2 separate regions of the Homo sapiens genome follow, and region 1 is linked to region 2. Evidence: chromatin contacts called from ENCODE Hi-C or POLR2A ChIA-PET data. All regions are on one chromosome and are shown on one strand. The core of a region is the stretch at or near the end of the contact, and the rest is flanking DNA. Distances in the headings are between cores, read along the strand shown.

Region 1 (6,515 bases), core at 3,537-6,036, 1.6 Mb after region 2:
TGTTTCTGGAGAACGGAGCTAAGGTACTTTTTCTCCCAGACCAAAGGCAGCAGGGAAGGAGTCCCCTTGTGTACGCATCGCCTTTAGATGGCCTTCTCATGGTTATTGTCAATGCAGACTTCCCCACACAATTGCTCCGGGGAGACAGAAAAGCAAAAACATTTGTCCTATTTTTTTAACCTCTTTGTTTTAGACTTCTTTTTTTCATCCATTCTTTAAATTTCACAGTTTCTATTTGTCTGCAGAGAGACAAACGAAACAGCATGAAGCACGTTTTTACCGTAGGCCTCACTGGCGATTGGAACAGCCTCAATAGAAATCCAAATTCTAAAACACTGGCTGACTTGGAGGATATGTGAATTTTTCAGCTCGGGGGCTCTGAAGTCAGATTAGCACAGATTTTTGAACCCAAATGCCCTAAAATGAAAAGATAGGAAAATAGGATTCTAGAATTATTTGGGGGAAAGCGTGAAAAAGGTCATCTTTTGTCTATCTTCCTGCCTTGTGCCCCATCCTTAGAAGCTTAATAGGGGAGAACTGCAAACCTCAATGAATTCTTCATTAAAAAAAAAAAATAAACTCCAACCCTGGTTGTTGTACTTTCGATATAGCATTTAATGGATCGTTTTAACTCACGTGTGAAAGTGCTTTTGGTACATACTATGGAATGGATACCGTGTTGGGATTTTTTTTTTTAAATCTACAATTTGTATAAACAGGCAGTATCCCATCGCCCATTTCTTTTCCTCTTCTGTTTCCCTTTTCCTTTCTTCTCCTTCCAACCTGCTTCCCCTCCAAGAATTCAGTGGTTAGCATCAGACCGACTGTAAAGGGATGTGTCAGACGGTGGGAATGGCCTATGAACAAAATAGGAGCCCACCTCTTTTTACTTGGCCCCAAACAAAGCGCCTCTCTCTCCTGTAATGTATGGACCCAGATTGCGATGCTGTCCTTAAGCATCTGTCCGCCTTTTCATTAAAATTCTCAATTTCAAGGTTTAGAAACACAAATGTAAGAATCCCCCTGTGTTTAAAAGTCTTGCATGGCAAATTCCCTTTGCCCTTTCAGAAATAATATTTTTGTTTAAAAAAGAAGGAGCGAGAAAGAGAGAGAGAGCTCTTTACCTAACATGTAAAGCTGTTTTAAGGCAACTTCTGTATTTTGGCTTTCTTAAAACTTGGGGCTTTGTAACTTAAAATTAATTTAGAAAAACTCTCCGAAATCACAGCTTTTAAAAAATGGTTACTCATTTGTATCTTTGTTGTGGGATATCATTGACAGATTTAGCACCTGAGCTGGGGAGGGTGGGTAAGGAAATTAGATAATGTTCCACCTACGATTTGGGGGTAAAAATTAATCTATGGAATTAGCACTGTAGGGATGGATGGAGGCCTTGAGGCTTCAGCAGAAAAATGTGAATCAAAACATCTGTGTGCAGGCCTTGGCACACCAGCTTCCAATGGTTATGAAGGCAAATGTGAGCTGTTCTGAGGAACTTCTGCATTCTGTTCCATACCCAGGAGGGCTCGGCCACCCAGCGGGTACCAGGCCCCTAAATATAACTGCCTCAAAATCATGGGGTGAACTCAGGCCAATTCAGCTCCAAATGGTTCCTTGTTTATTTCAGGAACGTTTGTTTTTGTTTCTTGCCCTCTTCTGGATTTTTCTTTGTTAAAGCCTCCGGGTTATTTAAGCACTAGTTTTAAAAATCAATGTATACGTATAATTTAATAAAAATAGAAGAACCCGGAAGGGTGCACAAATCTGTCTAAACCCGCTGTACTGTGAAAAGAGAGCCCAGGTTACGCTGGAAGTCAGAATGCTGACATCCACTGTATCTTAGAGATCATATTTACCTTTGCAAAAGTGGAAGGATACAGCATTAGTAAGTGTGTATGTGTAGAGAAAGAGAGAGACAAGCAGGTTTGGCTCGGTAGAATCATTGTAATTTACCAGCCAGCTCAGCGTTAGGGGGCAGGCCTCTGGCTTGGAGAGTGGGTAAGGGGAGGAGTAGGGAAGGGGTTAGCGCTCCCTGATTTATTTTTAAATATTTATCCTTTCGGCTGTTGCCAATTACGCTTTCCAGATGAGACGAGACTGGGTATGGAGAACTGCGAGGGAAGAATTGCCTTTTCTGAGAGTGGGTTTATTTGTCAGCAGTGTTCAGGATGGAGCGATGAGAATGTCAGGCTGTCACTGCTGGGTAGGCCATGGGTTTAACATCAGGCAGCTGCCCTCCGAAGAGCCAGGGCTTCCAGAGCTGGAGGATAGAATTTGCAAGGAGTATTTCAGAGGAACTCCTGATTTCATATGTAAGTGCAGAAGTTGCCAATTCCCTCTGAAGAGGTATTGTTTTTATGAATAAGGAAAATGAGTTTTAGTAGAGGTGACACCCAGCTTGTGTGTAGTCCCTCATTTCCATAATGTACAGAGGCCATAGATCACCTGCCTGTGGATTACCTGTTAAATTTTTGCCTGGAACAAAGGCAGGCTTGACTAGGCCTCATCATGTGTGTAGCTGGTGCCAGATAAAGAAAAGGAACTCAGGGTCACTCTCAGTTCTACTTGTCAGGCCTCTCAAGTGCAGGAGGCAGGTTGCAGGGTCTGCCTCTTGGGACAGTGGCAGTATTAGGGCAGATCCCGTCCGGGCCTTCTGCCCAGGCAGTGCTGCATCCTCCCAGGTTACTTTAATAGCTTGTTCTTTGGGCTTTCTAGCTTTTATTTTATTGAAGGTATTTGTCTGTGGGCCTACCAGGATCATGATGTCACCAGATTACGAGGTTGTCCCCTGTTAATAAAAATGAAGATAAAGCAGCAAAATTAGATTTTCTGAGAGTATCAACATTTTCTTGTTGTCTTTAATTTATCCAGCAGGCCTTACCTATCCCAGGTAAGGAATCTTCGTTTTTCCGGAGAGATTGCCAGAGGCATCTCTGCGTTGTGGGCCACGTTGCTTGCGGTCCTGCTAGCATACGTCATCTTCATGTCTTATTCATAGTCACTTTTTCAATTAAATTATTAATTGTTTTCTTTAAGGTGTTCTCAACTTATATGGCCAATATAAATAACAGTGTGTTTTGAAAACACCACCTGTTCTTGGGCCTGAAGTCAGGTGGTCTGGAAGCAGCTCTGCAGTGACCATAGTCTGGTTTGCAAACTCATCCTCCACCTTCCCTGTTGGCTCTTAACTCCCCCCACCCGGCCCCCGTGCTCTCACGTGTGACTGAATTGGGCTTGTGCCCTCCTTTGTCCCTAATCGGACATGATTCCCTGGAGGCAGTCTTTTCTCCCAGGGCCTTAGCTGAAATAAATAAATAAATAAATAAATTTCCCCAGAATCTATTCTGGACTAAAATGTAGAAAGGGGCTGTCTGTACCCAACAGGTTAGATACTTACATTAATCTGAACCCAACTTACATTGTGCAAAAAGCCTTCTATACGGGGATGTGATGGTTTTCACCAGCTAAGCATCCCTTTTTCTCCCGAGTCAGTGTGTGCCTCATGCTAATACAATTCCATACATACTGCTCTTCGCCTCATGAGCTGATTATATTTCTAACACTTGCATGGTTCATTATTGTGCCCGAGGAAAAGACTCTCCAGGCTGTAAGGCCAGCCTGGGTGGGTGGTTTTCAGAAAGGGTAAAAGCAGGTGCCTTTCTGTGCTGTGAGAATCGGGAGTAAATTCAGACTGAGGGTGGGATTCTGACAGGGAGGACAGAGGACTTCCGGTGAGATTTCTTTGGGGCTGGCTTTCAGATGAGAATGGAAAAAGGTGGACTTGGGGAGATAGAAGGCGCCCAGCAATCGCTTTGACCAACTGGAAAAGGTGAACTTGGGGAGATAGAAAGGCGCCCAGCAATCACTTTGACCAACTGGGGTGGCCGCTTTAAATCTTACCCTGGCGGTAGGAACTCCCTGGGAAAGGGCACGATCTTTGCTATCTCTGCGGTGATGTGGCTTTATAAGGTGAGGCTAAGGAGCCTGGAGGCTTACATGGTAGACTGCATCTCCTTTTCTTCCCACTTCTTTTCTTCCTATCTTTCTAGTGATCTCTCCTTTTCTCTTTCTCTGGCCTCAAAAACTATCCTTAAACTCTCAACGGAGAGCAGGGGGATGTTTTTATAAGTTTCTGCAACTGAAAAACAGAAGTGCTCTGTAAAGCAGTTAATAGGATGGGTGTGTGTTTCCAATAAATTCCTGTCCACATTGGCTCCTGTCCCCATGCTTGAGTGGCCTGGCTGTGACGTGGACGGGGCCCAGGGAGCGATGGCTCCGGTTCGGAGGCCTCAGGCTCCTTTTAGTGGCCGAGGGCGCGTCCCTTTCTTCTCGCCCGATTCTAGGCCGGCCCCTGACCTTTGATGAGCGAGGGGTCAGCGCCTCCGGGAGGGCCTGGGCTTTGTTCCCGCCGGGGCCGGTTCCCGGGGCGGCGCAGGCCGAGCGGCGAGGGTTCCTGGCCCCAGGCGGGTGCGCGGGACCCCCGGCCTGCCCCAAGGCCCGCGCCCCAAGCGGAGCGAGCGCAGCTGAGCGCCCGGGTCCCGCGCGTCCCTGTGCGTCCCCGGGTCCCTGCGGGCGGGCGGGCGCGGTCGCCGCCGAGCAACCCGGCCTGCGCCCGGCACGACTGTAGATGTCAGGCTTTGCCCGGGGAGCCGAGCGGCAGCGGGGCTGTGAGTTTCAAATTAACCTTCCGCTTTGTTGCTGTGTAATGTGGATCCCCGAAGGCCCCCCGCCCCGCCCGCCCCCCTTCCCCGGGCGGTGCGCGCTGCAAACTGCGAGTTGGGCTTCATTTACATAAAGCGATTCCGGGCGGGCGGCGGCAGAGGAGGAGGCGGCGGCGGCGGGCAGGCCGGGGACCCGGACGCCAGCGCCGCGCCCCGTGGGTGAATCCCCGCCGCGTCCCGGGGACCTCCCTCCGGGGACGGGCCGACCGCCAGCCCTGCCGCCACCATGAGCTCCCCTCCCCTGTCTCCGGGCCCCCTGCTCCTGACCAGAGCCACCTCCGAGTCCTGGGGCCAGCGGGAGGTGGGGAGCATGCCGCCTGGGGTGGGTGAGCTCGGGGCTCGGGTGCCACTGGAATTTCCCGTTGTTGCGCATGGCGGCGCGGCCCCCGGACCTGCAAGTGCCGCCTCCCTCCGGAGGTGCGCGGAGGCTTGGTGTGCCAGGTGAGTGCAGCCTCCCTCCGGGTCCGCGCAGCCGGCCTGGAGCCGCGGGCAGGTGCTGCGAGTCTTGGCTGAACTTCCCATTCTCTTGGGGCGTGTGGGGGAAGGGCAGGCTGGATGCACTTGAACTCCCAGACTCCAGTTGCCACCTACCTAGGGTGAGAGCGCCTAAATTCTGCTGGGCACACAGTAAAGCTCTTCCTTCCTCCTTCCTTCCCTTCCCTCTGTCCTCCCCTCCCTCCTCCTTTCCTGAGTCTGCTTTTGGATTAGTTCCTGCCTTCTGAATACTTGTGGTACTGGTGTCATTTAGAAGTTTGGGTGCCTCCGCCTAAAAATGCACCCTTTTCAGCCCTGGAGAAGTCGCTGGTCAGTTCGAAACAATGTGAAGAATGCGCTTGTGGAGTAATTAAAGGGAGAATCAGAGTTTTGGAGCTGGAGGGCACCTTTGGAGATCATCTTGTCCACCCTCTAATTTTAGTTTTTTCGCACTCTTGGAAAAGTCAGAGCATTTATTTCCTTGGGCAGGGGCGGGGTGGGGAGCTGATGCAAAGGAGAGAGTCAAGATTTTTATCCTGTTAGGAGGAGGAATGCCTATGTTTAGGTCAGTAGCAGAAAAACAATAACAACAAAAAGAAGCATTGTAGGCTTGGAGGGAAACGAACCTTCTGGAAAATGTTCTTTTCTGCCTTGGACACACCTGTGTTATGATAGGAAAAGGCCTGGAGGGCAAAGACTGCAGCTCACGCATGGTGTGTGCTAAGAGGGAATTGCGTGGCACAGTGGTACCTCCTGTGTTAAACTGGCTTAAGTGAAAGCCGTGAGCAGGTGAATCCAGGAGGGTCATCCCTCCCCCCACCCTCTGTGTCATTTAACAGTCCTTGAAGACTCCCTAAAGCCACTGACAGAAAACCCCAGAGAGAACAGATGGCTCTGCCTGGGCACAGAAGGAAGGCCTCTCCTTCATACTGGGTCCTGCTTGTCAGAATGCACCAGGGCAAAGCCTTGAAGGTAGATTGTGAGAAAGTTACACATCATCTTATTTCTCTCTATGCTTTGAGATCCTTGGAGACAAGTCACTAAATAAATAGTGTATAATTTAAAGCTCACCCTAGCTGGGGAAACTCTGTTTCCTTGCCGTCAAGCAGCAGGTGCGAGTTTGTAGAGTTGGCCCCTCGAGTTCCCTCATTCCTGAATTCAGGAGGTGTCAAATCTTCACGTTCAGTTAATGGCTGTGGTTTCTGGATAGGTTTCAAGGGAAACCCTGAAAATCACGAGTTCCAGGAGGCTGGGCTGGAGGAGGACACGAGAGTGCTGTGGTGGGGACTGCATTGGGTAGGAAAACATACACCTTCCAAG
Region 2 (5,962 bases), core at 785-3,284:
TGACTGAGATTTCAAGATAGCCATGTGTACTCCTCCCTATCTCTGGAGGCAATCTGTGGCTGTGGTTTCCTCAGTTCAGGCTGAAAGATAAGTAACTGATGGCTTATCTAGGATTGTCAATTTCTAGTTAAACTGGCTTAAAATAATCTCCCACTTGTCTGAACACATGCAGACTCAGCATTGAAAATTAATGGAGGCCAGGCGCAGTACCTCACGCCTGTAATCCTAGCACTTTGGGAGGCTGAGGTGGGCAGATCGCCTGAGGTTTGGGGTTCGAGACCAGCCTGGCCAACATGGCAAAACCCCGTCGCTACTAAAAATACAAAAATTAGCTGGGTGTGGTGGCACATGCCTGTAATCCCAGCCACTCGGAGGCTGAGGCAGGAGAACTGCTTGAACCCAGGAGGTGGAGGTGGCAGCTCCGAGCAGAGATCACGCCACTGCACTCCAGCCTGGGCAACAGAGTGAGATTCCGTCTCAAAAAAAAAAAAAAAAAATTAACATACGCTAGTGACATCTCAAGGACTTCTGGTGATGTGTCCAGCCTGCCTGACTGAAACTTACCTATGCCATGTGTTTGCTAATAAACATGGGGCTGCCTTAGTCAGTGCTCAAGGTTAGCAGCAGCCTCATGATCATTTTATGACAGTAGCAAAGGTGACCGTTGGTGGAGATGCCAACAAGCTCTCATTCCCCATGATAGAGGCCTGGGGTCAGCCACAGTGGGTAATTTGTACTCACAGAATATCTTCAGTCTCAGGAGCTCCTTTTGGGTTCCCTGAGCTCCTGACTTTTCAGGTTCTAGTTATGTCTAACTTGGTCTTGACTGCTCATTTGCGGGTCAGGACAGCAGAAGCTGTCTGTTTACTACAGTAGATGTAATTCGCATTTTTGGACACAATGACCAGTGGAGATTACACAACCCAAACTGCCCTCATTCCCCAACATGTGCATGGACAGAGTGGGATGAAAGTGCGCCAGGGTGGTGGGAAGCCCCAGGGATTCTGGTGGCTAGCCTAGCTGTCTACAGGATGGCAGAGTTCCTCTTGGGCAGCTCATTTAATCCCTCCACGCAGAACTGTTAACATCTCTGTGCCATTCTTCAGTTAAATGAGAACCTAACGCAGGCCTGATGCATGGCTCAGATTACACAGCGGATGTGAAGAGGCTTTGGGAACATATCCTCTCTCCTAAGGACAGGGAGGGGATGCTAGTGTGGGGTGCCTGCGGTGTTGCATGCAGGTCAATGAGAACAGTTACCGACACACAGACTTAACCCGAGTCCTCAAAGATGTGTTTTATTATTATTTTTTCATCCTTTAAACATGAATCTAAATGCTGGCTTAAAATCAGGATTCATGCATAAACGGCTTCCCAGTTTATTAACAATACTGGCTGTGACTTTTTGAGTTCAGTGTTGTGGGCCAGGCACTTAAATTATTATTTCGAATCTTGCCAATGGTACTTTACATTTGAGCTCTTGCGTACCCTGCCAGAGCAAGGATTATAACCTTAATTTTTTTTCTTACCCCAGAACTTATGCTCTTAACCCTATTCAATGCTGTCTCTCTCTTTGGCTAAGAAAGACTTCTGAGGCAGATGGAAGGAAGGAAGGAAGGAGGGAGCGATACAAGGAGAGGCTTTCCGATTCCGTAATACACCTGGTTGTGCAAAGTTCACCTCTACATATAAAGTTTTTGTTTTCCAAGTCATTGAACCGGCGACATATTCTACCGGCCATTTTGGTTGTGGCAACCCCAATTCCCTTGATTTTTTTTTTTGTGACAGCAAATGGAATTAGAGTAGGCCGCCCTGCCCGGGCTTTTTAAGAAACCCCAGCAACCCCCCCGGGTAAGGAGCGCCGCTCTCCCGCCCGCCGGTCCAGGGTGTGTGCGGTTTCCAGCACGGCCTCCTCCTTCGCCCCACTCTGGGTTCGCGGGTCGGCGCCGGCGGGGCGGGGCTCGGCAGGGCCACGCTGCCACGCCCAGCGTCTCCACCCCCTCATTTAAATACGCGGCGCCGGCGAGTGCGTCGAGCTCGCCGCGGACTCAAGATGGCGGCGTGTGGACGTGTACGGAGGATGTTCCGCTTGTCGGCGGCGCTGCATCTGCTGCTGCTATTCGCGGCCGGGGCCGAGAAACTCCCCGGCCAGGGCGTCCACAGCCAGGGCCAGGGTCCCGGGGCCAACTTTGTGTCCTTCGTAGGGCAGGCCGGAGGCGGCGGCCCGGCGGGTCAGCAGCTGCCCCAGCTGCCTCAGTCATCGCAGCTTCAGCAGCAACAGCAGCAGCAGCAACAGCAACAGCAGCCTCAGCCGCCGCAGCCGCCTTTCCCGGCGGGTGGGCCTCCGGCCCGGCGGGGAGGAGCGGGGGCTGGTGGGGGCTGGAAGCTGGCGGAGGAAGAGTCCTGCAGGGAGGACGTGACCCGCGTGTGCCCTAAGCACACCTGGAGCAACAACCTGGCGGTGCTCGAGTGCCTGCAGGATGTGAGGGAGGTGAGGAGGTGGGACGAAGCCGGGAGGGCCAGGCCTGGTGCGGGCCCGAGGGTGTTGCCGGCCTTGGAAGCCGCTGACGCCGGTCGGCTGCTTTCCTTGCTTCCTCTGTGCTGCACTCGCTCCTTCCCTCTTTGCTCCTCACTCCCAGGCGCTTTCAGGGAAAAGGATACCACTCCCACTCCTTCTTTCCCCCGCCCTTATTTCCCTCCCTGTTGCCGGGGTCTGGGACGAAAACCTGGGCTCCTGGCCGCAATCCGCCGAGGCCCAGAGCGTGTCTGTTCGCTCCTGTCTTTTGTGTGATGCTCTATGCAGAGTGTCTCCTCGCCGAAGATCAGTTTAGGATTTTGCCATCAGTTTCGACTAGGACAATTTGTGGCAAGCCATTTAAACATAAAAAAATGCCTGGCGTACTTAGGCTGTAAAGAATGATCTGTTTATTAGCAGTAGATGTAATTCGCAAATCCATATTTTTGGTGCTGAAATTAATGTATGCTTTGTTTTCTTCACTTCCTTTGGTCAGTTGTATTGAACCCCATGTTTAAGCTGTTAACTCCCAGTGACTTGGCGCCCCAAAGCTTGAAAAGTTGGGGAAGCGTTTGAAGCTGTGTTTGTGACTGGGTTATGGGATCTTGCCTTTCTGAGGTCTGAATGTGATTTTAACAGTATCTCTTAATGAAATCTACATTTGTCGTTGCTTGGTGTGATTCAGTTGAGTGACATTGATAATTTATAATCAAGTGACATTGATAATTTATAATCTAGGTTTAATGCTGCAGACCATAATGACAATTCTCAAAGTTTGGGAGCAAATCTGACAGTAGTAACTTTTTCCAGAGGTGTAGGTATATAAAATTAGCCCTAAAGGTGGACAAATAGAATGAAGCTACCACTTGATACTGTTTTTGGTTTTTTTTTTAAATATCAGATTTGTTTAAGGCGTTCAAGCTATAGCAAGACCACTTGCTTGTAGAAATTTGCTTCTCTTGGCATTTCCCCCCTTCATCTCGTGTTCTAGTATTCTATACAAAAGCAATTCAGATAGAGGAAAAGACATACATAAGCAGGAGACAGAAAGAAAGGAAGTTTCCAGAGCCCCTAGAAATGTGAGGCCTTACCTGACTTCTCATCTTCAGCTTAACGACTAGAGGGATAGTCCTCTGGTAGATACAGCTAATATTCCTAACTCTGTCGAACTTTTTGGAATTTTCTTTTCGCTCTTTGAGGACACATAATAGATGTCGTTTCATCAAACTAGGATCCTAATACTGGTGACCAAACAATTAGTAGTAGTTTGTGGTAGAAACAGCACATTATTAGGGAAAGTGGCAAAAAGTGGCCTATTCAAGGAGTGTATATATCCTTCATGTGTATTCCGGACATTTGGAAACCTCCACTTAAAGGAGGCAGTTTTATGCTCCAGAGGAGGAAAGGCGTCATATAAATTGGAAATGGGGGTTTTGGGGGGTTGGGGGGAGGTGGAGGGACCAAATTTCCAATTTAATGTTTTTTCCTCCAGTTTTTACATACAGAAATAATGAAGGAAGAGTACTGTGAACACCTATGTGTATTCTTCAGGAGGTGGAGTTATTTTTAAACTTCTTTTCTTTTTTTTGAGATGGAGTCTCACTCTGTCGCCAGGCTGGAGTGCAGTGGCTTGAACTTGGCTCACTGCAACCTCCACCTCCCGGCTTTAAGCAATTCTGCCTCAGCCACCTGAGTACCTGGGACTACAGGCGAGCGCCACCACGCCCAGCTAATTTTTGTATTTTTAGTAGAGACAGGGTTTCACCATGTTGGCCAGGATGGTCTCGATCTCCTGACCTTGTGATCTGCCAGCCTCGGGCTCCCAAAGTGCTGAGATTAGTGGTGTGAGCCACCACCCCCACCCTATTTTCTTTTTCTTTAAAGACAGCGAAAGGAAATTTCATTCTGCTTAGTCTGGGAGTTAATTAAATCTGATCTATGTGTTTGAAAGAGCATAACTTAAAGAAGTAAACTAGTTAGGCACATTTGAAGAAACATGTATAGAATATGTTTTGTATTTGCTGTTCAGTAAGTAGAACTATTTGATAGTGAAATAGATATATGTACTTTTCTGTCCCTTTGCATGCAAATGCAGGGAACATTTTCCTATCCGTACCCATTATTGGAATTATGAAAAGGCAGAGCATATGAGTACAGTTGTTCCTTGGTATCACTGGAGGATGGTTCCAGGCCTCCTGCAGATATTGAAATCCAAGGACGCTCAAGTACCTTATACCGTATAAAATGGTGTCGTATTTCCATATCATCTGTGCACACCCTTCCGAATTCTTGTCTTCTCTAAAATACTTGTGATACCTAGTACAGTGCCTACATATCAGTTCATTCATGTGGATTCACTGTAGTACTTGGCATATGTCAAACTTAACTTTTGCTTTTTGGAACCTTATGGAACTTTTCTTTCTGAAAAAAAATTTTTTATTATGGAGACAGGGTCTCGCTCTGTCATCCAGGCTGGAGTGCAGTGGTGCAGTCATAGCTCACTGCAGCCTCAGTCTTCTGGGTTTGAGAGTTCACTGAAGCCTCCACATTCCGGGTTCAAGTGATCTTCCCAGCTGGGCTTTCCAAAGTGCTGGGATTAGAGTTGTGAGCCACTGTGCCTGGCCTTGGGATTCTTTTTTTTTTTTTTTAACGCTCTCGGATGAGTCATGCTTTTAAAAAGGCCAAGTATATCATGGGTCCACTATGAAATAATAGATGTAATAGCCAGTAATGGTGTGTTAGTAGTCCTAGTTGTGTGTGTATAATTATTAGTAGTTCAAGTTATTTAAATAAAAACAAAAAATTAGAAAGTGTAAGGCAGAAAAGAAAAAATATTCCCTGGGCTGTTCTAGTAGGTGGAGTAATAATACCAAAGAAAGAGAAGATACTGTTGCTTAGTATGTGATAAGGAAGGCATGCTTGATGTTGTCAGTCATTTTAAAATACTTTACTTATTCTTGGTTGAAATGGCCAGTAGCACTTTTTTTTTTTCCACTAGTGTCTTGTATTTCGAAGTTTCAGATGGAGACCTTGGTTCCTTAGAAGTTTGTGGTGTTCAGCCGGGCGCAGTGGCTCACACTTGAAATCCTAGCCCTTTGGGAGGCTGAGGCAGGAGGATTGCTTGAGCTAGGAGTTCAGTACCAGCCTGGCAACATAGTGAGACACCGTCTCTAATAAAAAGTTTGTGATGTTCATAGATTAGATTTTCTTTTTTTTTTTTTTTTGAGACGGAGTCTTATTCTGTTGCCAGGCTGGAGTGCAGTGGTGTGATCTCGGCTCACTGCAACCTCTGACTCCCTGGTTCAAGCAGTTCTTCTGCCTCAGCGTCCCAAGTAGCTGGGATTACAGGCACGCACCACCTCGCCCAGCTAATTTTTGTATTTTTAGTAGAGACAGAGTTTCACCATGTTGGCCAGGATAGTCTTGATCTCCTGACCTCATGATCTG

The links. A loop is a pair of places that touch in the nucleus more often than their neighbours do. ChIA-PET counts read pairs that join two places held with the same protein, here RNA polymerase II (POLR2A). Pooled maps may share reads with other maps.
Region 1: a loop to region 2 is called in a pooled map, with 4 times the contacts of the local background. The contact joins the promoter of ZFHX3 here to the promoter of GLG1 in region 2. A Hi-C loop is called at or near these places in 1 of 37 single-sample maps with no recorded cell type and 3 of 50 pooled maps. POLR2A ChIA-PET finds 5 or more read pairs at or near these places in 1 of 52 experiments (GM10248).

The regions. Positions count from the first base shown.
Region 1 is chr16:73,046,399-73,052,913 of GRCh38, reverse strand. ZFHX3 (zinc finger homeobox 3) reads left to right here and starts at 4,786. Exons shown (of 10, transcript NM_006885.4): 1 at 4,786-5,162. It overlaps LOC124903719 (a long non-coding RNA gene), which reads right to left and starts at 5,336. Exons shown (of 2, transcript XR_007065116.1): 1 at 5,114-5,336; 2 at 2,126-2,788. RefSeq lists enhancers at 3,885-4,420, 4,957-5,492 and a silencer at 4,346-5,195.
Region 2 is chr16:74,603,186-74,609,147 of GRCh38, reverse strand. GLG1 (golgi glycoprotein 1) reads left to right here and starts at 2,034. Exons shown (of 26, transcript NM_001145667.2): 1 at 2,034-2,491. The coding sequence starts at 2,054. RefSeq lists silencers at 1,864-2,053, 2,284-2,463.